Regions from separate parts of the Homo sapiens genome. Here region 2 is linked to region 1. Evidence: read pairs that join two places in POLR2A ChIA-PET (ENCODE). Cell type or tissue: PC-9. All regions are shown on one strand. Each heading gives the region's core, and the rest is flanking DNA. Links, peaks and the distances in the headings are about the cores only.

Region 1 (11,488 bases), core at 2,405-10,404:
GAACTGGCATCAAGTTGCATTGAAAGTAAGGTACTGCTTCTGACAGCAATTGAAAACAATCTGAATTCTGTACTGTTTATAAATCAAGGCAATAATCTTGTCTGTCTTGCACAGCCTTTCTTATTTCCCCATAAAAGTTGTAAATGACTTTTGGAAAAAAAGTTTATCTCTTGAAACGTATTTTTTTTTAAAGTTCAAATTAGATTAAAAGGAACACAATTTACTGGGCTTCACCAATATTTGACCTGGGAAAAATTAGGCTACCCCAAAATAGTAATTTCATGCAAATGAAGTAATTTACTGTCATATGTTTAAACAAATGGTTGTTAATTTTGGAACTTTTTTTCTTCTTTTGTAGCTTTCATCCTTATCCTTGTTTATCTTATTCATATTTTTTCTTTCTATTGCAAGTTATTCTCCATAGTGCTAAAAAGAAAAAAGAAAGCAAACATCATCGGAAATATGAATAAGGGACCTAAGTTAGAGTCCAGTTTAGTCTATGTAGTAGTTATGTGACTTAGGGCAAGCTATTTTATGACTGTGGGACTCAGTTTTCTCATCTGCAAAATGGGGGTGATACTCCCTAAATTATTGAGATTTAAATAAGACAATTTGTAGGATGCCTGGTATATAACAAGTAAGGAGATAGCCAGCCTCCATATCAAATTTGTGATATAAGGCAAGATGCTTGCCTTTCCCAGGCCTTCATTTTTCATATATCAAATGGAGATTTAAAACTTTTCATTTACTAAACTCTTTGGATTGTTGCAGGGGTCAAATCCTTATTTTTACATTTTTACAACATGTAATTCCCATTCATTATAAGATAGTATCATCCTGTTATCCTGTCTCCTTTCTTAGTTGCAGTCTCTCTTGGTATTTTCATTTATTCCTAGTTCTTTTTCTTGTTTCTTTTTCTTTTTCCTTTTCCTTTTTTTTTTTTTTTTTTTTTTTTAGAAGGAGTCTCGCTCTGTAGCTCAGGCTGGAGTGCAGCGGCGCCATCTTGGCTCACTGCAAGCTCCGCCTCGCGGGTTCACGCCATTTTCCTGCGTGAGCCTTTCTGCTAGCTGGGACCACAGGAGCCCGCTACCACGCCCTGCTAATTTTTTTGTATTTTTAGTAGAGACGGGGTTTCACGTGTTAGCCAGGATGGTCTCGATCTCCTGACCTTGTGATCGGCCCACCTCGGCCTTCCAAAGTACTGGGAATACAGGCGTGAGCCACCGCACCTGGCCCCTACTTTTATAAAGGATTTCTCATCTTTTTCTTTATAGACATCTTTACACGTCTCTTTCTCTCTACTATAGCTTTCCTGTTGTTGTATTTTTGTTTCTCTGTTAACTATAAAGTTTTAGAGTATTTCTTTTATTTGTCCTTATTCCTTATGAATTATGTAGTTATTTCTATTATGAAAACTTTAAAAACCAGAAATATTAAATTAGGTATTAATTAATGTTTAATTATAGGTTTAGTTAAACCTATTAATTAATTAAACTATTACTAATGAAAAGGCTAGCAATGTGGAATTGCATTGGAAAAATAAAACATAAGTTGAAACAGATGCTGCTCATGAGCTATATAGCTCATATGTCTAACTCTTTTATATCTGGATTAGATGTTTAATTTGGAAAAAAATGCATTCTTTTTGTAAATATTCAAATATTGCTAAAAGGTCTAAGAAGAAAATAAATATCACCTGAATCTAATACCCTAGAGATCACTACTGTAAATAGTTTGATGAACTTGTCATGAATCTCAATGTATATATGTGCATATTAGATATGTATAATTTCACATAAATGGGCTCATTTATACATATTTTAAAGTCTACTTATTCACTTAATTTATTGTTGCACTAATTCCATGTTAATGTATATGTATTGTATCTCAATTTTAATGGCTGCATAATATTCCATTGTATAGATGTATCATAATATATTTAATAAATTCCCTATGGGTGGACATTTAGGTTACTTGCCCCTTTCTGCTATAATAAAAATGCTGCAGAGAATAACCTTTGTGCCCAGATCCCTTTAGAATAATGGCTAAAAATATAATTAATGAATGAGTTCTTAAACATATCCTAACTTTTGCATTTTCTTCTTTATCCAAACACTAAGGAATTTTTTTTTTTTTTTTTTTTTTTTTTGAGACAGAGTCTCGCTCTGTCACCCAGGCTGGAGTGCAGTGGCGTGATCTCTGCTCACTGCAAGCTCTGCCTCCTGAGTTCACACCATTCTTCTGCCTCAGCCTCCCGAGTAGCTGGGACTATAGGCACCCGCCACTACGCCTAGCTAATTTTTGTATTTTTAGTAGAGATGGCCGTGTTAGCCAGGATGGTCTTGGTCTCCTGACCTCGTGATCCACCCGCCTTGACCTCCCAAAGTGCTGGGATTACAGGCATGAGCCACCACACCCGGCCAGAATTTTTCTTTCTTTTTGTACAACTCAGACCATGTGACAACTTAAAGTGAAATTCAACATCAGTGCTGTTGTAGGTAAAACTGCCTGAAGCAGGACACTTGAGAAGTGTAGAAAGCTTTGTTTTTCCATTAATTTTCCCTAAGTTAAACATTCCTACCATAGAAATAATAGCACATATAAAAATATTTCCTTATCCTACAAATCAATAAAAATAAAGACTCTTCAGCTGGTCTCTATGTCTGTTTTAACTTACCTACCTAATTATATCTATTATAATTAGCCATATCATCAATGTCGTTAGCTCTTCACTATGGGTAAGAGCTAAATATTTTAACCCATAGAAGGTCCTACTTCCAAGCTCCAGGAACTTACATTCCTTCATCAAGAGGGTTTTAGAACGACTGGAAAATGTCTAGCATGGTGAGTAGGCTAAGTAAGAATGTTCTAGCCAGGAAGATAGCAGGGAAATCAGTTTTCCCTCACATGCTTGTGCCTGAGGGGATTTTGCTATCTCATGTCCATGAAAACAGGTACAGAATCTATAATTCTCAAGAAAGGAAAAAGGTAAAATAATATCAAAGCAGCTACCGGTTTCCTGGTCCATTCTCTACTTCTAGAGAAAGCAGTAACTGACAGAATAATATAATGTCAGAGACTTTTGTTTCCTTTTTCTCCTTCAAATGGATCCACTTTACTGAGAGGAAGGCTATGCACATTCACTCTTGCTGACTGATAACTCTGAACTGTGCTGTTACACCCTTGCCATCTCTCTCTCTTGGAAAAGATGGTTTTCTGCCTATAGAGAGGACAGGAAGAACAATTTCTTATCCTTGTCAGTGCCCAACACATTTTAAACTTAATCCTAAAATCTAAAACAGCAAAGTCACAGAGGACCGCATTTAAGGAAAGAAAAGTCCTTGTCTGTCTTTGAACAGAGCACCCTCAAAAGCTGAGAGTGACACCTTAGGGTCATGCCAGCCTGTACCGACAACCATAGTTCCAAGGCCAAGTTTAGGCCAAAGAAGATTTTATAATTGAGGCAGAGCATAAGAACTAGCTTTTTGGATCCACGTAGTTAAATGGATCCACACATTGAAATGGCAATGTCTGTGCCTTTAAAACACCAATCAGGTCGAAGTGGCTTGCGAAAAGGCTACTAAAAAACAGAAGAGGAAAAAAATGTGGTTAGCTCCCCATTTTCATAATTATTTCTCCCATTTCCTCCTCTCCATAGCTTCTCAGACCCAAAAAAAAAAAAAAAAAAAAAGCTTTTAATCCTTGCTCTGTGCAGTTATAGTGGAAACCTAAAGGAAACCTAAATCTGGATAGTACTATGATAAATATTGTAAGATTTATGCACTCATCCCACTGATATTTATCAAGTGTTTAGCTCATACGTGCAAGGTACTATCTAAAGCCGAGTGCGGCAGGCCTCTGTACACAGAGCAGGATTCATGCTCTGTAAAAACTCACAGCATGAAAGATAAGCTCAGATATTTATGATACAAGGCAATATATTTAAAGTGTCAGTTCAGTGCCATACTCAGTATAAAAAAGAGAGGAGTCACCCACGGAATGTGTTGAGAAAAGGCATGTAGAGGATACACCATTTTTACCAGGCCAGGAACTATAGCAAACTTAGGACTTCTGTATCTCGATTTTTTTTTCTTTTATTGATACATAATATTTTACATCTTTATGAGATGCATGAGTGTTTGTTACACGCACAGAATGAGAGATGATCAAGTCAGGGTATTTGGGGTATCTGTCACCTCGAGTATTTACCATTTGTATCTGTGGGTATCACTTCATGTCTTCTCTTCCATTACTTTGAAATATACAAAATATTGTTGCTAAGTACAATCACTGTATTCTACTATCAAATATTAGAACTTACTGTCCAGGCGCGGTGGCTCACGCCTGTAATCCCAGCTCTTTGGGAGGGCCGAGGCAGGTGGATCACCTGAGATCAGGAGTTTGAGACCAGCCTGGCCAACATGGTGAAACACCGTCTCTGCTAAAAATACAAAAATTAGCAGGGCGTGGTAGCAAGCGCCTGTAATCCCAGCTATCTGGGAGGCTGAGGCAGGAGAATCGCTTGTGGTTGCAGTGAGCCGAGATCATGCCACTGCACTCCAGCCTGGGCAACAGACACTCTGCCTCAAAAAAAAAAAAAAAAAAAAATTAGAACTTTCTAAAATAATTTAAAATGGAATAAAAGATATCTTAGAAGAATTAAATCCTGAAGTACTAATTTAGTATCCTGAAAAAGTTAATAAGGTAAACAAAATAAATGGCCTGGCACATAGTAGGTGCTCTAGAACTGCTAAAACCCTTCTGTGGGAACTTTTTTTTTTTTTTTTCCATTCTCCAGGGCAGTGATTCTCAAGCTAGATACACAACAGAATCATCTGGAGGACTTGTTAAAACAGAATGCTAAGCCCCATCCCCAGTCTCCAATTCTGTGGATCTGGGGCAGAGTCCAGTAATTTGCATGTGTGATGCCGCTGCTGCTGCTGTTCTTGGAAGCACACCTTGAGAACCACTGCCTGGGGAACAGCTTAGCTGCTATGAGAATCTGATTCTGTGTTCATATTCCGTATCACAGATAGCTCTTGGCTTTTCAATTGTGGTTTCTTTTTTTAATGTCTTACTAAGGGGGAAAAAAAGGAACGCCACTTTATATAAACCTGACCTTTTGGTAAGCCTGGGTAGTAACTTCCCATGTGGAGTAAATTAATCTCTTTCATGCATGCCTCGTGCTCTGGAAAAAGTAAAACAGATTGTGTTAGACATTTACCAAGTACTTTTTCTGTTGGTGGTCACTGCCCTAAGCCTATCAGAACTGGTTTCTACCCTTAAGAAGCTTACAATGTAGTAAGGCGGACATCCCAACAAACCAGACATTGGAGTTCATTGTGTGAGGTGCTATGATGGATTATAAGACATTATGATTGACTGAGTATTATGAAGGGGTGAAGCAAACTCAAGCTGGCAAATTAGGGAGGAGGTAGATCACACAGGCTTTCCTAATGGGATTACTTATGACTCATTGAGTAGTGAAAGATGAATAGGACTTTACTAAACAGAAACTGGAAGGGCTTTCTGGGCTAAGGGAACAGCACAGAAGCATCAAATACACTTTACCTTTCTAGGGCTGCCAGTAGTTTAATTCAGCAATACCACATCACAAAGGTCTTTGTGTGCTTTGCTAATGAGTTTGAACTTTATCATAAAAGCATTTTACAAAGATCACACTGGCAGCTGCATTTTGGAAGGGATTTGCCTAGAGGTAGGATAACTGCGGGGGGTATGTCTATAGCAATAAAAGTGAGAAAATATGAGATCTGAAGGAGCTAACATTGTGGCAGTGGCAGTGGGTATAAAGGAGAAGGGAGGACTAGAAGAGATATTTAAGATGCAAACAATGTAGGAACTGGGTGATTATAGAACTGAAAAGTGAGTGAGAGGGAGGAATCCATGAGAACTCACATATTTCTGGTTAGGATAAAAGACTGATTGACTGACATGAAGACTACAAGAGAAAAAAACAGACTTGGAGTTGAAACTTCAGTTTAGGACACTGAAACTGAATGATGTGTCATTCAAGTGGAAAGGCCATTAGGCAGTTAGATATGTAGGCTTAGAGCACAGGAGAAAGGTCTTAAAACCCTGGGCTTATGGGACGTTACCACGGAGACTGCACAGAGTGAGAAGATCCATTTTAAAGCTGATGATGAATAATATTTTCGTTATAAGGAGAGAAGCAATGTTAGGGGTGTCTTCCCATTGCTGGAGTGGGTCATTTGCAGTATGCAGTGCATAAACTCACAGGCTGTCCTTATGATGACCTTTTGTTCATTCTTACATTCAGTATACAGATGAACAAAGGAAGTATTTTATGTCTTGTAAATTACAAGGGACTATGCAGTATGTAAGGGAAGATACAGGAGAGTAAGGGAAGGAGAAAGAGGGTGACTAACAAGCTTCTCAGAGATTAGCCAAGAACTATGGCATTGAATCTAGGTCTCTCCTGTCCTCAATTTGACACTCTCCACTCCCCTGACATGTTTTGTATTAAAATATATTTTTCTTTTTATGAACATGTCATACCTATGGCTCACCTGTGTCCTTGCTAACCTACAGGTTTGGACAATCTGGAATTGGCAGCATGCATGACTGTGGAGCTTTAAAGCCACCCTCCTGAGAGAAGAGCAGCTGACTCATGTACCTCACCATGCAGATGAGGGTGTGTTATAACCCACAGTGTGTCTGTGTCCCTGGATGAACTGAGCACTTTATAATGGAGTTTTTCTGCATCTCAAAAAGAAGTCACAGATTAAATGGTAACTGCAAGAGCTCATTTCTCTATTTGAGTGAGTGCTTTATCAAAAAAATATTTTATTCCTGCTGCTTTACCACAGGGTCAATTCAAGTCTAAATGAATCTGGCATGTATAAAATATATTTTTATATAGCTCCATATAGAGATATAGCTCTACACAGCCATTAACAGACTCACACACAATCATTCTTTTATTCCAGGTGTGAACTGCTATGCTATTTCACCCAGTTCAAACACAGGTCATTGGCTTTCAAACTAATTTTGGAAAGCAGACACTGTGTAGTTGGTAGGTGGAATAAAATGAAAACAAAAAATTAATATGCATGGCAGTTTAACTAGCTGTGTATCTCTCATGGAAAGGGGGTAATAGTCTAAAATTATTTACTCATTTTTTTTTAAAGTCTTTAAAAGAAGGCAATGAATTGCCAGTAATTTCCCCACCTTAACTCATGGTAATTTGTTTCCTGCTGGGTGAAAACGCAGGGATCTTGAAACTGTTAATGAACTTTCTTTCTCCTGATCTGTACAATGTCAAATTCATTTCTTTTTTTCTTACTTCAGGTTTTACTATTCTGTTTTGTTTGTTCCATTTTTGTATTTTTTCCTGAGGTCAGGGATGATTCTATGGAAGCATGAAAATTTGTAGTTGAAAGGGATCTTAGAACTTCAGCAAGATTTGTGATAGATGGTCAAGTGGGTCTGGGCTCGCACCCTCCCTAAGGTGAAAGACTCACTGCCTTACCCCACAGCTATTTCACTACTTACAGACTACCACACAATAGCCAGGGTGCTGCCCTATTTGCAACATGAACTGGAACATTATATTGGGACATAATGATGAGTGGTAGCTAAAAGTCCTTTCCCTCTGGTGTTGTTATTTGGTTAAATTGATTTACATAATGTTATTCTGTGGTATAAACCTTTCTCATTTATCTCATATATATCCCATTTTAAGCTATAAGCTCCCAGAGGGGTAGGTACTTCATCATTACTTCTGTACTCAAGTATTTTGCATATCTTTGATACAAAGTAAGAACAATGTATATGTATATCAGTTTAACTCTCAGATGAATGAACTAATAAAACTTGTAACAGTATTTTCCAATGTAGTGAGTACATTAAGCATCATTAATATTAAAATGCAAATTAATGCATTATTTGCAAGTTTTCAAATCATGTGTACTTAAGAATTTTCTTTTAAAATGTATCAAAAGACTGAACATTCAAGCTGATTATCATAAAAAGTGTATGTATGGGGGTAATATTCAAAATATTTAACAACCCAGAAGAACATGGGAGCTGTAATTCCCACAAATCACCATGTGAAGGTGATTCCAGGGAAGAGTCAGTCAACAGAGAATAGCCACTGATGGAAGGGAAGTGGGGTCTGGTGGCAGGTGATGGATAGATCACTAAACATTTGTCCAAGAGAGTGCTAGTGTTGCCGCTAGGGGTGAATATTTCTGTTGGGGTCCAGGTCTGCTCTGGCTGGGGAGGTGTGGGGAAGCAAGCAGGAATGGGGCTGCAAAAGGCTGGCTAGGGTAGCCCACAGTGGTATCTGCCCAGGAATCCCTGGGGTCTGGGCAGGGTAGTGGGAGGCACTGGTTGAGGGAAAAGGAATAATAGTTTTTTTCCCTGTTTGTCAGCTGAGTTAGCAGCCCTGGTTTTGAGAAATATTAAAATATGCCTTTGATTTTTGGGGATATCAATGAGTTTTGCAATGAAGTAGAGGGGATCACCAGTTTAAGACTTACTGATCAGTATGGGCAACATGGCAAAATCCCACCTCTACAAAAAAATTAAAAATTTGCTGGATGTGGCAGCATGCACCTGTAATCCCAGCTACTCAGGAGGCAGAAGTGGGAGGATCACTGGAGCCAGGGAGGTCAAAGCTACAGTGGGCTCTGATTGTGCCACTGTACTCCAGCGTGGGTGGCAGAGCAAGACCTGTCTCAAAACAAAACAAAAAACAACAAAAACAAAAAAGACCTGATCTACTGAGCAAACAAACTACCATCACAAATAAATCAGAACTTGAAAAATAATGACTGTAGGCCAGGCGCGGTGGCTCATGCCTGTAATCCCAGCACTTTGGGAGGCCGAGGCAGGCGGATCACGAGGTCAGGAGATTGAGACTATCCTGGCTAACATGGTGAAACCCCATCTCTACTAAAAATACAAAAAATTAGCTGGGCGTGGTGGCGGGCCCCTGTAGTCCAAGCTACTCGGGAGGCTGAGGCAGGAGAATGGCGTGAACCCGGGAGACGGAGCTTTTAGTGAGCGGAGATCAAGTCACTGCACTCCAACCTGGGCGACAGAGCAAGACTCCATCTCAAAAAAAAAATAATAATAATAATAATAATAATGACTGCATGTATGTACTTGGCATGATCATTATGAAGGCATTCTTCACTGTACAAGAAGAGTCACAATGAAATTCTTTTAGCTCAAGCAATTTGAGTGGATTTAAATTATTTTTCAGTAAGGAACTTGGTTTCAGATACAACTTTTCAAGAATATAGCTACTGAGTAGAACAAAGTATGCTGATGTCCACTCTCCAGGTCTTCAAAATCAAAGCAGAATTGAAATCTGCGGCAATTTTTCTAATTTTTTAGTTTTATCTTGAAGCTGTTTGTTTAAATTATCTCTCCATCTTACTGTTAGATTAGAAGACATACTTTTTGCCAGAAATACTCACTTCAATTGCACAGGAAAAAGTGAGGTTTCTTGATTCAAATTAGATAGAAAATTCTGTTTTGACAATATAGCCAAGGTCAGATATGATTTCCCTACAATCTCTAATCATGTTGAATTTTATAATACAAGTTTAAATGACCTCAAAAAATTTGTACTACATTTCAGAGGCAACTGTAACTTCCTTCATGAACATTAGCAAATAATCTTCAAAAATTGGAATGTGACCTCAGTCATCCTCCTCCTTCTCCCTTCCCCTTTTCACTTCAACCTTAATGTACACACTTGCAAATTTTCTTCCACTTATATTTTCCTTTAAAGGCCACTTTCTAGCAGACAATTCAACTAACTGCTGTATTTTTCCATATATGATGCCAGGGAATAGAAACAAGTGAGATAGTTTCTTATATGATATAATTGTTTCCATTAAAAACTCAGGAAAGCAGGAACCAATCCATCAACAAGGGCGAATGAAAGATCGTGTAATCCACAAACTTTAACTTTTGATCACTTATAAAATTTAAAACTAAACAAGCCATAAACTAAAGTGATGTTAACTGTCAAGGTGTGGGGGTTTTTCTTTTTCATTCACTGCAGACCTGTTAAACTTTGTGCTCTCTACAGACCTTGCTGTCCACACCAAAAATGCAATTACAGTTCTCCTTGTCTATTTTAATCTCACATTAGTTTATTAACCAGAAATTAAGTAAGGGCACTCACTCTTTAGCACATTTTTTTGTAGATGTGTGAGTTTAATACTGTTTTCTACAACGTTTATTAGAACACTTGACATGGGAAATAGAAGAATATCAAGAAACCATGAGATGCCATTATACCAACAAAAACAAAATGCAGGCTTTGTGTGCTACAATCTTTTTCTCCAAAAGTGAAAATAAACACTAATGAATGATTCCTTTTGCCTTGAAGAACTAAAAATTTCTTAGTTGAAGTATCTAACTGGAGAAATCTTTAAACATGTGAGAAATGTATCTGGGGCCTACAATTTAAAGAGAAGAGGAACACATTAAGTCATGAACCCACTAGACCAACCAACATTTGTCCTCTACGTTCTGAAGTCCAGCTGGATTCACAAGGGTCGCTGATCATTCCTCATTGAGCTATTATATGCTAGTGATTCACTCCTGCTTTCTTTTACATTTTCGACCTCTTCCTCTCTACTTGCTGATTTACCTCTGCTTTATAAAAGTGGTTATTTTAACCTAGAAAACAAAAATTTGAGATTTTTTGGTCTCTAACTTTCTTCTAATGGACGACTTTCTTCTATATACCATATATAAGTTATTTCCACTTCCTCATCTCCTACTTAATCCACAATTGTCTTCCTTTTTCAAAACTTTACTGAAAGTACTTATCATTTTGCCCTCTAGATAATCAACTATATCCTTCTATCAAACTTTTCTTTCAGTTCTCATCCTCTTACATCTTTCTGCTGCATTTGAGACTATATAATATCACTTCCATTCTTAAAACTCCTTTCTCCCTTGCCAACTGGCTGAAGGAAAGTCGTTTCTCCACTCATACACTCAAAATGTAGCCATTTCTTGATGTGTACCACTTTCAATTTGTCTGTTTAGCAAGATCTTCCACTCCCACAAATTTCTTCCTCAAAGACATATGTGTAATTTCAAAATCACTGTTCCTGAATATGAATCCTCTCCAGAGGTGCAGGTCCATATTTTCAACCACCCAATAAACACTTCCATTTGGATATTTTATCTCCTAATATCTCTAACAACATAGTCCGTATCAAACTTATCACCATCTTCAGCCTGTTTTTCTTCTGTTGCTTTTGCTTCTTTTAATGGTTTCATCTTTCCAAGTTAACAATAGTTTCTTCTCATTGGTTCTCAACACTGAATTGATAAGCTCTTTTCCACAGGTGAGATTTGGAAACCTAACAGTGAATCTGCAATTCTTCTTTATGATTGCAATACTGGGTTTTGAGGTGTCAACATCAGTCTGATGGTGCTAAAGTAACTGTGACACCATTTGGTTTGGCTTACA
Region 2 (11,488 bases), core at 2,063-10,062, 190 kb before region 1:
AAACCACCAACATATTTTCAGTTGTAACCAGATCAGACTCTAATTGCCTAATACCTAATAAATAGGGGAATAAAAATCTGAAATCTCCTTTAGAAATAACTATTTTAGAATTTCATGGAAAATCTAATAATAAAACTTGATGTACTTGGGACTATGAAAATAATTTAAGTCTTTAACCAGACTTAAATTATATACATACACATGTATATTACACACACATGTGAAAAGGGAGAAAATAGGCCCAGAAAAATAACAATTATCTGACATTGGATTAAACACATGATTGAGCAAATTCCTTGAGGGCAAGGATTGTGTATTTAAGCTTTTTGGCTGAGAGATGCGGTGTGTGGAGAATGGCAAGAATCAGATAAACATGGATCTGGATTCCAGTTCTGCCACCTGCTTAACCTTAAGCAAATTACTAAGCCACTCCACTCTCAACCTCTTCATCTGCAAAGAGGAGAAAATTATTTCTATTTCCTAGAAATGTCATGGAGAAAGCACTTGGCATATAGTAGGTGCTCAACAAATGAGGCTTACCTCCTTATCCCTTCTTTGCATACTCTGTGGCACCAAAGACACCTAGGAAGCTTCTAACACTTTCCCCTTCACACGCCCTTGGTCAGGAAGCGACCATCAGATGAAATGCAACAAAATGAGAGAGTAAACAAACAAATAGAGAGACAAAAGGGATCCAGAAACAGGGAACCTGATCAAGGAAAGGAGTGAAGAGACTCTAAATATGGTGGCAGGAAGTCGTAGGACGACAGCTGTATCAGCAGGCCTAGGGAACACCCATTAAGGCTGTGGCTGGGCACAGAGGGCTGCTGTGGAGATGAGATGTATCAGTGTGGAAAACATATTGAGAAATGTTTCACAGAGCTGTTAGATGGTATGAGATGACAGCCAGAGATGTAAGGAAACTTCACAAATGAAAGAAAAGTTAGGTATATGACCCCTGGATAAGAATTATAATTACAGTGTACTGCTTATCTCAGCAGTAAATACTATTTATCCCTTCATAAATTCTGAAAACACTTATCTAAATTTTTTATCTGACTATATTGTGGCTAAAGGGAAGAGGAAGAAAGGGTTGAAAATAGAACTAAAATCTTCATCTACTATAATAAGATGTAATGGATACGGCCTAAAGTTAATAAATCAAGAGGTATCAGGTATGGATGCATTTAGGCACATAATGGTAAATACCAGGAGAAGCAACTAAAAATGATGAAAGTGGTTTCCTCCTGAGACTGAAAAGAGTGAGGGAAAAGGGGCCAGGGAATAGCTTTTGCATTTTAATATGATTTGTCTTTTCAAACTATATTTACGTGTTACTTTGATAAAGGTAAGACTCAAATTTAAACATGAAGACAGTAATTGCATTTTGGAATCATAAAATTCAAAATAATAGAATAAAATTGTAACAAAGGCAGTGAGCAAGGCCTGATGAGTCAAGGTAAAATCCTTAGCAGCAAGTTTGGGTCCAGACTTCTTGTGTTACGTCTCTCATTCCCATGCTCTTCCTACCACACAGCATACCCCAGTTATTACATTTCTCATGCAGTTGGCATGGTTTGCCACATATAGGCAATGATTAAGTATTTGCCGAATGATAAATAACTACACCAATTGCTGAATTGTTTTTTCTTCATGGTGATTTTGAATGAGTTTCGTCTGGGAAGTGCAGGCGTCATACCTGGAGTTCATAGTTTTGTTCTATCTGAAGGAGTAAGATTATCACATATTGAAAGGTTTCAGAAAGCTGGCCCTGAAACCTGAACCTGATTCTGAGGTAGACACTCCTCAGGTCTAATCCATTTTACATAATGCATGGGTTTGCCAGAGACTCGTTTGAGAAAACTGTTATTTGAGTGAGGCAATATAATGGGCATTTTAATTATGCATTCCTATAAGGTCTGTATGCCCTCTTCATGGGTTAAGCTACAACACTGGTTTGCAAACTAAGTCCTGAAGGAACTTAAAGTTCTGGGAGGTGCCTTAGGAAAATCCTGAAAAGGCAGGGGGTGAGGGAGTGGGGAGGAGGATAAGGGATGAAAGACGTGTTCTTGCTAAAAGAAAGTGTGAAAACTATTGAAATACATCTTCCGAAAACATTATACCTATAACCACATTATCTCAGCTTCCTGGAGGAAAGCCTTTACTGAATTAAAGTATAATACTGAATTAAAGCATAATATTCATTATGAATATGAATATTTATAATATTCATATAAGATTTTATAATGCAGCTTAAAAACAGAAACATCAAAGTCAACAGTGTCATGGTGTCTTTCCAAAATTCCCAGTGGAAGATGTCCATCAAGTTACCTAATTCCCCTGATGATAAATGTACCTTTGAATTTATTTCCAGGAAAAATTTGCCTCCATTTAATGAATGTGTATGGTTTTCATATATTTAAAAAAAAAACTTCTGTATTCCCACATTCTTCCTTTTGACCTTAGTTGCTTGGAAACTCAGAGTTAAATGAGGGCTCAGTTTTGAAAATCACCCATTGCAAGTTTCTACTAATATTTAATTTGTATTATTTTATCGGAGGGTGCTTATTTGCAATGAGAAGCAAACTAACGTTTGTCAATTGCCTTCAAGGCGCAGGCCCTGTGTTCGTTGTATATCTCATGGGTTATTTCATGCACCATGGAAAATTTTCAACAATCCTGAAAAACAGGTATTGTCATTGTCATTTTACAGATGACACAGCTTAGTTTCAGGGAATTTAAGTAAGTTGGCCAGAGTCACATGGACATGAAGATATTTGCAACAGTTTTGAAGTAATATATAAATTCTCAATAATGTATATTTTATATTAAAATTCATATAAAATTATTCAAACCCATTTCATTTTCGTTGATTTCAAGATTATACAGCCTACATATACACACACCCCCATCGCATAACTTCTTTTCTTTCTTTCCTTTGTCCTGCCTTTTTTTCTTTGCCTGTATATTGACACTTTCTCTCAGGCACTGTGTTTGCCCTTGGTGGTACAAAGATCAATTACATACAGACATGGTTTCCAGGAGCTTGAAGTCTAGTAGATGGGTTAAGGTATGGACTTAACTACAATTCAAGGTAGAAAGCAATGAATGTAATGAGAGATGCAAAATGCTTTGTGAGTTCAGAGAGGGGAAAAAGCAATGTCATGGTCCCAGCCCTCCAGGAGTTCACAGTTCGGTGGACCAGAGACCTAAACGAAATTATAATACAGTATGGTAAGAACTATACTGAAAGGTTTGCACTGTGCTGTGGGTACTAGAGGGAGAAGAAACTAACTTTGTTTCATGAAAAGGAGTGATTATAGCAACATGGACACTCAGGGAAGGGGATGGAGAGAGTGAAGGGCTGGGGTTCCAAGATACCAGCAGAACTGCCTAACAAAGTGGACAGGATGTTACAGCCAGTAGGGATCAGACAGTGGTAGGGCAAAAGGCATTCATAGGGAGGAGAGCTGACGCTGTGAGGTCGAGCCCCAGGAAATGATTGTATCTGGGGTAAAGCTGCAATTCCAGGAAGGAGGTCTGGCAAAAGCAATAGAGATAACTAGAACGCCAGTTACTGGCCTCATCCCTAAGGAGTATGGAGCAAGGCAGAATTGCTTAGACACGCTGTCCAACTACCATCTGGAGGGACAAGGTAGCTGGAAAGAAGGAGGTAAAAAGGAGAATTACAGTATCAAAGCACGAAGGCAGCAGCAGTGGAGGCAGAGACGTGGATGGTCATGCAGTGGTGTCGGCAGTAGCACCTGGGAAGGGAGAGAGGAAGTATGCTGACTGCAACGGTTCTAAGCCTGGTTCAAAACGGGGCTCAAAGGGGTACAAGAGTTAATGAAAGTCATTTTTGAAGAATGCTGGGGTTTGAACATGATTGAAGATAGAAAGGAGAGAGTAAAGATGTAAGATACAATGATTGATGGAATACATCTCCTGGAGCAAGAGCTGAAGTTCAATGTTGGCCTCTGAGAAGTGGCACGTGGGGTGCAAGGGAGAAAATGAGACAGAGGATGGGTGAATTCTTGACATTCTGATGTCGGTAGGAGCTGCCCCCCTCCAGTGTGTTCTTTATCCTGCTACTAGAGTGACTTTTCTACAAAGCAATTTTGATTCACTGACATTCAATGCATTTGAATTAAGTGATTACCTTTTGCCAGGTACAAGTTATATTTCTGCTTATAAACTACCTGTGCAGTTTTTTTCATGACTTTCCATTGCCTTCAGGATGAGAGAAAAAAAGTCACTTGGAGTATCCTCAGTGAAACTCTCTTACTTTACTTTTATCCGTATGATTTCCCCAGCATATAGGCCAGTCCAGCCCCCATCAATAGGGCCTCTTCAGAATCACATCTCATAGATTTGATCCATGGGGCAGCTGAGAGGGAATTCTCTGCTTTCCAGCTCTGACTAGAACTGGAAGGACTAGGACTCAAACTAAGACTAGGTCCATGGGCAAATGTTGTTTAGAGAGCAGACTTGGTATGGAGGAAGGTGGAAGTGCTAGCTCCTGTTCCTAACTTCTGTTGGGGGAGGGGATGGGCTCTTAAAGCCCCAGAACAGAAGAAAGGACGATAAGTCAATGGTATAATTTATTTGTCCACATGTTCAACAACTAAGTTTTGGGTCCCTGCAACATAGTAGATGTGTTAGGGGTTGGAATACAGTGGTGAATAAGACAGATGCCACCCCTGTATTCAACTAGCTTGCAGTGTAGTTGGGGGAGATTCACAAGAACAAAGATATATGAGAGGTAATCCATGCTCAAAGAGAAGAAGCAGAGGGAGCTACCAGACCATATAGGATGGGAGCTAATCCATATTAGGAGACCAGGGAAACCTTCTGGGGGAAATGAAGTCTTAGCTGAGACTGAAGAAAATTTAGGATTAGGTTAGCCAAGCTGAGTAGATCAGAAGTGTTCCAGGCAGAAGGAACAGCGTATTTGAAGACCTGGGGGTGAGAGAAAGCATGACACTTCTCAGGAACTGGAGGACATTTATTATGAAGGTTGCTAAGTGTAGAGTGTATATGAGTTTGGGGAGAGGATGGGTGAATGGGTAGGAGTCAAGGGAAGAGAAAGGCTGGGAATGAAAACCAATGACTTTGGAGACTTCGGCAGGATTCAGATCATACAGGGCTTTATAAGCTGCCTATGGAGTTGGACTTTCTCCTGAGAAAATGAAGGCCATTTAAAGGTTTTATGCAGGTGATGACATGATCAAATTCCTATTTTAGAATGCTCACTCTGGTTTCATGTTGGCAAGACTGGAAGGAGGCAGGCCAGTTAGCAAGCATGAGAGGCAAGCAGGAACAATGGTCAGAAGCTGTTCTGGATATGTTTTATCCAAGGGCATGTCCATCCAGAGACTGGGGGATGTGGAGATGGGCTGGCCAGCTTATTAGCCTCATGCCTCTTCCCAGCATGGGAACATCCCTTCACCACTGTTGCCAATAATAACTCCAGCGGCTACATGTCCCCACCCTTCCACCTTTCAAGGCCTGCGATGAAACAGTCTTAAGTCAGTCAGGGCAAAGAGGCTGGTTCAAAATTGGTCTGCAGGGAAAGGGTCAAAGAAGAGAGAGTACAGCCAAGGGGAGAAAGAACTGGACAAAGACTCAGAGTCACACAGTAGAGACGTGAGCCAAAGACCAGAAAGTGCGATACACACACTCCTGTGCTCACCCACACAGACCTGTGGACTACCAAGCAGGACCCAGTAAGCTCCCTGTTTATGAAATTCATGTTTCATAAAGGTGGAGCTGAACTTAAGAGCCCGTGAAAAGCAAACTGTGGAAAATGCTAGTGGTTAAGGGTGGAGAGAACTCACAGTAGAATGAAGGGGAAACAGGTCAACCACCCCTGTTCTTTCATCATCGAGGATCTTGAAAACTTGATTTAGCAGGATGCACAGGGAAGCAGTCATTGGCTTCCCTCTATTATGTTCAACTTAATTTATTGCTTGGAGAATTAGGCACCACTTTATTGTTCAGATTCATTGCATCAAATGCAAACATTCAGCCAGAGTTCTCTAATTAGTATCCAGAGAGCTGCCTAGGCTATGCGTATGTGTGTGTGTGTGTGTTTAAGTTTGGTTTCTCCTGCTTGAGACACAATGTAAAAGGGTTAAGATGATTCACTGACATTACACTTCTCTGATCCTACTAGTCTAAACATTTGTACGGTCTTCTGTTTGAAACCCAGAACTCCTTATAGTAAACACCTTCTGAATCTCAAGTCTTTGTGCCTAACTTTAATTAACCATTAATGTGCAAATTTACTGATTAGTGAACTGGCTAAATGGGTTTTTGCCTCCTTTGGATTTCACAAAAAGAACCACCACCCCCTTCTACCAAACTGATAACAACTGACATCTGATTAGAAAAGGCAAAACTAATTAGAATGAGTGCAAAGGGGATTGTTTGAGTCACCTACATTAATGCACATTACAGTTAAATATCTGTCAGATTTTCCATTAACCCTCTTGCATTTCCATCTCCAGGTTCAAATCTATTTCTTAACCCTACACCCCTTCTTTCCCTAGTTGGAAACTTGGTATTCAACAGGCTAACTTACCCACTAATGCTTTAAATGCACAGCTCTTATTGATGGATGTGACACACAGACAAAGACCTTGGAATGAGAATAATAGAAGCCATTCCCCTAACTGTGGAGTTGAACCGTATGTATTATGATCCCAAGGCTAACATGTTCTTCTTGTTATTGTGTTCATTTCTTTATGGAGGGAAAGAGGAGTTAATTGTTGCCTTACACAAATTCACTCCATTGTGCTCTGAGCTATTACATACTAGGATAACAAAATAAAATAGAAAATAAAGTAGAATATCCAGCAAAGAGAGTTCTATTCTGTGAAAGGTTAAAAAACATGTTTAAAATGAAATTTGTTGACTTAGGGGAAATGCCCACATGATTTTTGCTCACTTCTTATATAGAATGGATTGTTAAGGATTGAGAAAACGTAATGTAATTACTCAATGGGAATTCACAAAGTAATAAGGACAGATACCTCCTTCAGATCAAAAGCTCAGCCAGGGAAGGAACCATGTTTTCCTGATCTTTGAGATTATATGAGTATGAAGGGGGTCATTTAATCTTTTAATCCCCAGTTCCTGGCACATTGTAGGTGCTCAATACATTTTCATCATATGAACGAATGAAGGCAAGAATTATGGTTTCATCCCATTGTGAAACTCTAACAGTAATCCTGAAAAGATTCTTAAATTTGAATGGATGATGTTAAAGAGAAAGAGAATGAATGAATTTTCTTTATTATGTAAAATACCTAACAAAACTCCAGAAATGTTTGCTTTAAAAATTAAACTGCATTCTCACTTCCTTGTGTTTTTTTTTTCCCATTTTAATCTGGGAACAGAGGTACCAAGAAGCCCAGCAGCAAATCAGCCTAGCAATAGAAACAAGAATATGCCTGCAATATGATGAAAATAGCTCAATTTGAAAACAATCTGATTGTTTAATTTTTTAAAAACTCTGAAAATTTTACACTTCCATTACTGCACCACAATTTCTTATTTGATCTCAGGTGTAGCATCAGTAATCCAGAACTGTGCTTGGCAAATAGCAGGCACACAATAAATATGTTTTTAAACAAGTGAATAGAAGCTTAGCTAGAGCTAAGAATGGAGCAATATTCAGTAAGCTCATGGCTCCTGGTAGGCATATCAGGAAACTGAGAGATCTGTGGATTCAGATAAGGCAAGGTCAGTGTGAATTTGACTAAAGATCCCTCCCTACATTCGAATTGACCTAAATTTTTCCCGAGGTGGTGATTTTGCCTGGGACTGTAGAAAACAGTGAAATTTCAAACATATATCATAAAGAAGGCCCTGACAGCACAACCCAAACCACCTCTACCTATTTCCTTAATTTAGGCAGCATAGTAATTATGAGCCCTGACTGTAAAATCAGGCCAATTACTAACCATAACCCTGAGCAAGTGATTTGATCTTTCTGAGCATCAGTGTCCTCACCTGTGAAAAACGGTTGATTATAGCTACCATTTGAGTTATTCGTATATGGCACAAAGTTAGTGCTAATGTTAAAACCAACCAACCAACAGAATAACGACAGAAGAACAAAAAAGACACCAAGTTCCTCCTGCTAATTTTCCAATTATGATTCTTCAATACTAATTATATCAACATATGTATCTGGAAATTCACTCTACATTCTAGTCAAGCACTAGTTTCACGGAGTATTAAAGACAAATTTTTCTTTCCTTTGTAACTTAAAAGATAAATGGTGAAATATCAAAAATAAAATGAAAATGTAAACATAATGCTCCTGGCCTCCCACAGACAACCCACAGTATGTCTGTATCAACCTTGTTCCCTTTTGCCAAGAGTCAGCCAAGGTGAGTTATAAAGAAATCATCAAATGGTGAAGAGTCACTTGCAGTGATCACCTACCATCTCTCGAGTCTCTATCCCATCTTCACTATAGATTTCATGTCATTATATTTACCCTTGACCGCAGGTATGTCACCATTTTTTTAGCCTCCTTCTTTGTTCTGAATATACTGACAAATTTTGTTTCTCAGCTTTTTTAGGACTTTGGCTTGGTTTTACTTTGGCCCTCCAGGCTCCTGACTTCCTCTAACCTATTCTAGCCTATGAACCCAAACTCTGGCACCAGCCTAATTGGGTTACCCTTCAGGCAACCTCTAGGATCCAGCAAAGGAGTGGCTTGGATATCATACTATTGCAAAACACCAAATTCATGATTATTTTCCCATTGGAAAAGGCGTTTCCAGCTGATACAAGATTTCTATTTCTTCTCTGGCCCTTTCATTGGACAATTATAAGGATTTAGAGGTATTGTCAGCATATGAAAGTTACATTGATTTCCCCACTGCCACCCAGGCCAATTTGGAAACAATTTTCTGTGTGTTCATCCTTAAGATTAGATATATACAATACTACCTTAAAGAAGTGGGGCAGAGAACATTAGGAGATGTGCCTGATTTACACCAAGGGTTGATATGGTGTAGAGAAGGATAAACTTGGCTAGGAAGAGAGAGTAGGGTGAGGTTATTAATATATGATTGAGGAACTTGGCTTTAAACTAAGGAGGCAATGTACAAATTTATGTTTCAGTCATAACAAACCATCCATTCACTGGCTGCCTTCCCTCCAAGAAGTTTTAGATATGGGAGAATTCTAAGCCAAATATAGAATCCACTTGAGTTGCATGGATCCAATGTTAGAAAAAAATTCACACTTTTAAGTGACTGATTATATAGCTCTGAAAAAGATCACTTTTTGGTTCAAGAGGTAAGCACTTTTGGCTTAAACCCTCATGAGCCCTGATCAGCCAATAACTCTTTCACAACTTAAGTAAGTGCTCACTGACTTGAAGATAAATCAGAAATGCATTCATTGCATCCCCGTCTTGCCCTATCCCATAATCCTCAAATCAGGAAGGGAAGAAAATTATAGCCAAGAGGTATCTCCATGTGCCAAGCTACAAATATTAGCAAGACAAGAGTCTGCTATAGACATTTTGTAAAACACCAAATAGCATTTGTTTTCCCCATCTCTGGAGAAGAGGTTACTTAAAACCACCCCAAACATGGAGCAATAAGGATTTATTAAACAATTTTATTATGCTGCATCCATCTCTCAGGCATCATTTACCTGTAGGAAAATAGAGGTAGGTACACAGTAAAAGAGAAGGGGCACAGGAATTGCCCACATTCAGTCTCTAGCTGCAAATATGGATCTGTCTGGGTTCAGAGTTCCGACAGGTAAAGGGAAGGTCACCTTGCATATCTATGAGGTGAACTGCAAGCAACTGATCAACAAATTTAGTCTACCAATTTGTAGCAGAGAACCAAGATTTTCATCAGGCTAAAGAGCTTCAAGTAACAAATCCCACAGTAAATCGTCCTGTTTGACACAAAGTGAGTATGACAAGCAGAAAAAAAAAATACATGACTAGTGTTTTCCTTTAAGATGTTTCAGTTGATAAATTTAAGAGTTGCTTAACTCCAAATCCCCCACCCTACCCATGACTTTGGTCATCGGTAACAGAGATTTAGCTGTTCTGGAATGAGAACAGACATTTGTACTGTCTATTATAGATGGAAGAGTTAAAACTACTCTGAGTTGAGAATACATGCCAACACACTGGATGAGACAACGAGAATCAGAAGAACCTTAGAAGTATGTATATCAAATACAAGTTGCTTCCCAAAATTAACATCTTGAGAAGGAGCTCACTTTCTTTAACTGCCTTCAGAGAAAGCTCACACACCACACTTGCAATGCAGCCTTGTCACATCATAGTTACCCCTTGGTTTTGACCCAAAGCAGCATTACCTGACTTGACTGTTTGCAAAAATTGCCCTGATAGGATGAATGTTACTGTGTTGGTAATAATCTACCAAATGTGCTATAAGCCCTAGAGACAATCCCCAGAGAAAATTCTATAGCTGTATTGAACAATAGCATCATTATCAGAATGTGTATACTTCCCTCCTAAATGTGAATGCTTTCCAAAGGGCAATACTTACTTGACTACACAGCTGAAGTATACTTGCTTAAAACTCAGCCACATGATTTTGGGATCATATGTTATAGAATTATTGATCTGGAAGGGACAATGTGGTTCAGTCTATAAAGCTGGGATAAAGCTTTAAATGGGTGGCTACTCCCTGTATCGAAGAGAGGCCCTTAACTTGAAATACTGCCACATTTCCACCACTTTTTAAGGGCCTTTTGGAAGAGATGAAAATTACCTCTGTATCATATATGTCATATGCCCTAGGAGAATGTAAAAAATTATCTAAGGCATTGGAACATGTTTGTTGATTTGGCCGTCAGCACCAGAGCTATTGAACCTCTCTGTGCCTCAATTCTCTTACTCGTAACATGGAAATAATGGCATTTCCCTCATACGGATGAAATGAGATGCCACAAGTAAGGGAGGCAGAAGTCATGCCGGTTATAAATGCTAACTCATTGCTATCTCATTATTTATAATTTCCATTTTTATGGTCAGAAGTCTGGGCCTAGAAAGGGTAAACTGCAATACACTCAAGCTGCTGGATAGTGAAAAATTAGAGATAATTCTCTTTTATTTATTTCCCCGATACTGGTTATGTTAGAACTTGGGATTTACTCCAATGCCTCTCCTATAAAATAGCAGTGCTTTTTTAAAAATAACATTTTGGTGATTTATGGCTCTTTCCATAATCATTATAGTAATCAACTTATTCTAGACTCTGGACTGAGAATTACCTCATTTTATTTTCAATACACTCCTAGGAGATTTTCTTTTCACTCCTATTGATAGGTGAGGAAATAGGCTTAGAGAAGTTCAGTGAGTCCCTTGAGGTGACACAGCTAAGACTGTCAGAGTAAGAATTTGAACCTACATTCATCCAAATCAAAGTGCCTGCATATAGCATTAGAAAATAGTTCTACGACTTGTTTTTAAATG

The links. Peaks named below come from ENCODE experiments on the same cell type or tissue, not always from the same donor. Only the 100,000 strongest peaks of a DNase experiment are listed, where the experiment ranks them.
Region 2: POLR2A ChIA-PET joins it to region 1 with 8 read pairs; 4 of 35 experiments call an interaction of 5 or more read pairs at or near these places.

Annotation. Positions count from the first base shown.
Region 1 is chr11:96,273,147-96,284,634 of GRCh38, forward strand. All of the region lies in intron 1 of MAML2 (mastermind like transcriptional coactivator 2), which reads right to left. Among named protein-coding and RNA genes, the nearest start is that of MIR1260B, 63 kb to the right of the region's middle. RefSeq lists an enhancer at 6,576-6,635. In PC-9, for the core only: no CTCF peak of the experiment used is centred there; DNase peaks (open chromatin) are centred at 5,455 and 6,575; H3K27ac peaks cover 5,090 bases.
Region 2 is chr11:96,079,094-96,090,581 of GRCh38, forward strand. All of the region lies in intron 2 of MAML2 (mastermind like transcriptional coactivator 2), which reads right to left. Among named protein-coding and RNA genes, the nearest start is that of MTMR2, 160 kb to the left of the region's middle. In PC-9, for the core only: no CTCF peak of the experiment used is centred there; no DNase peak of the experiment used is centred there; H3K27ac peaks cover 322 bases.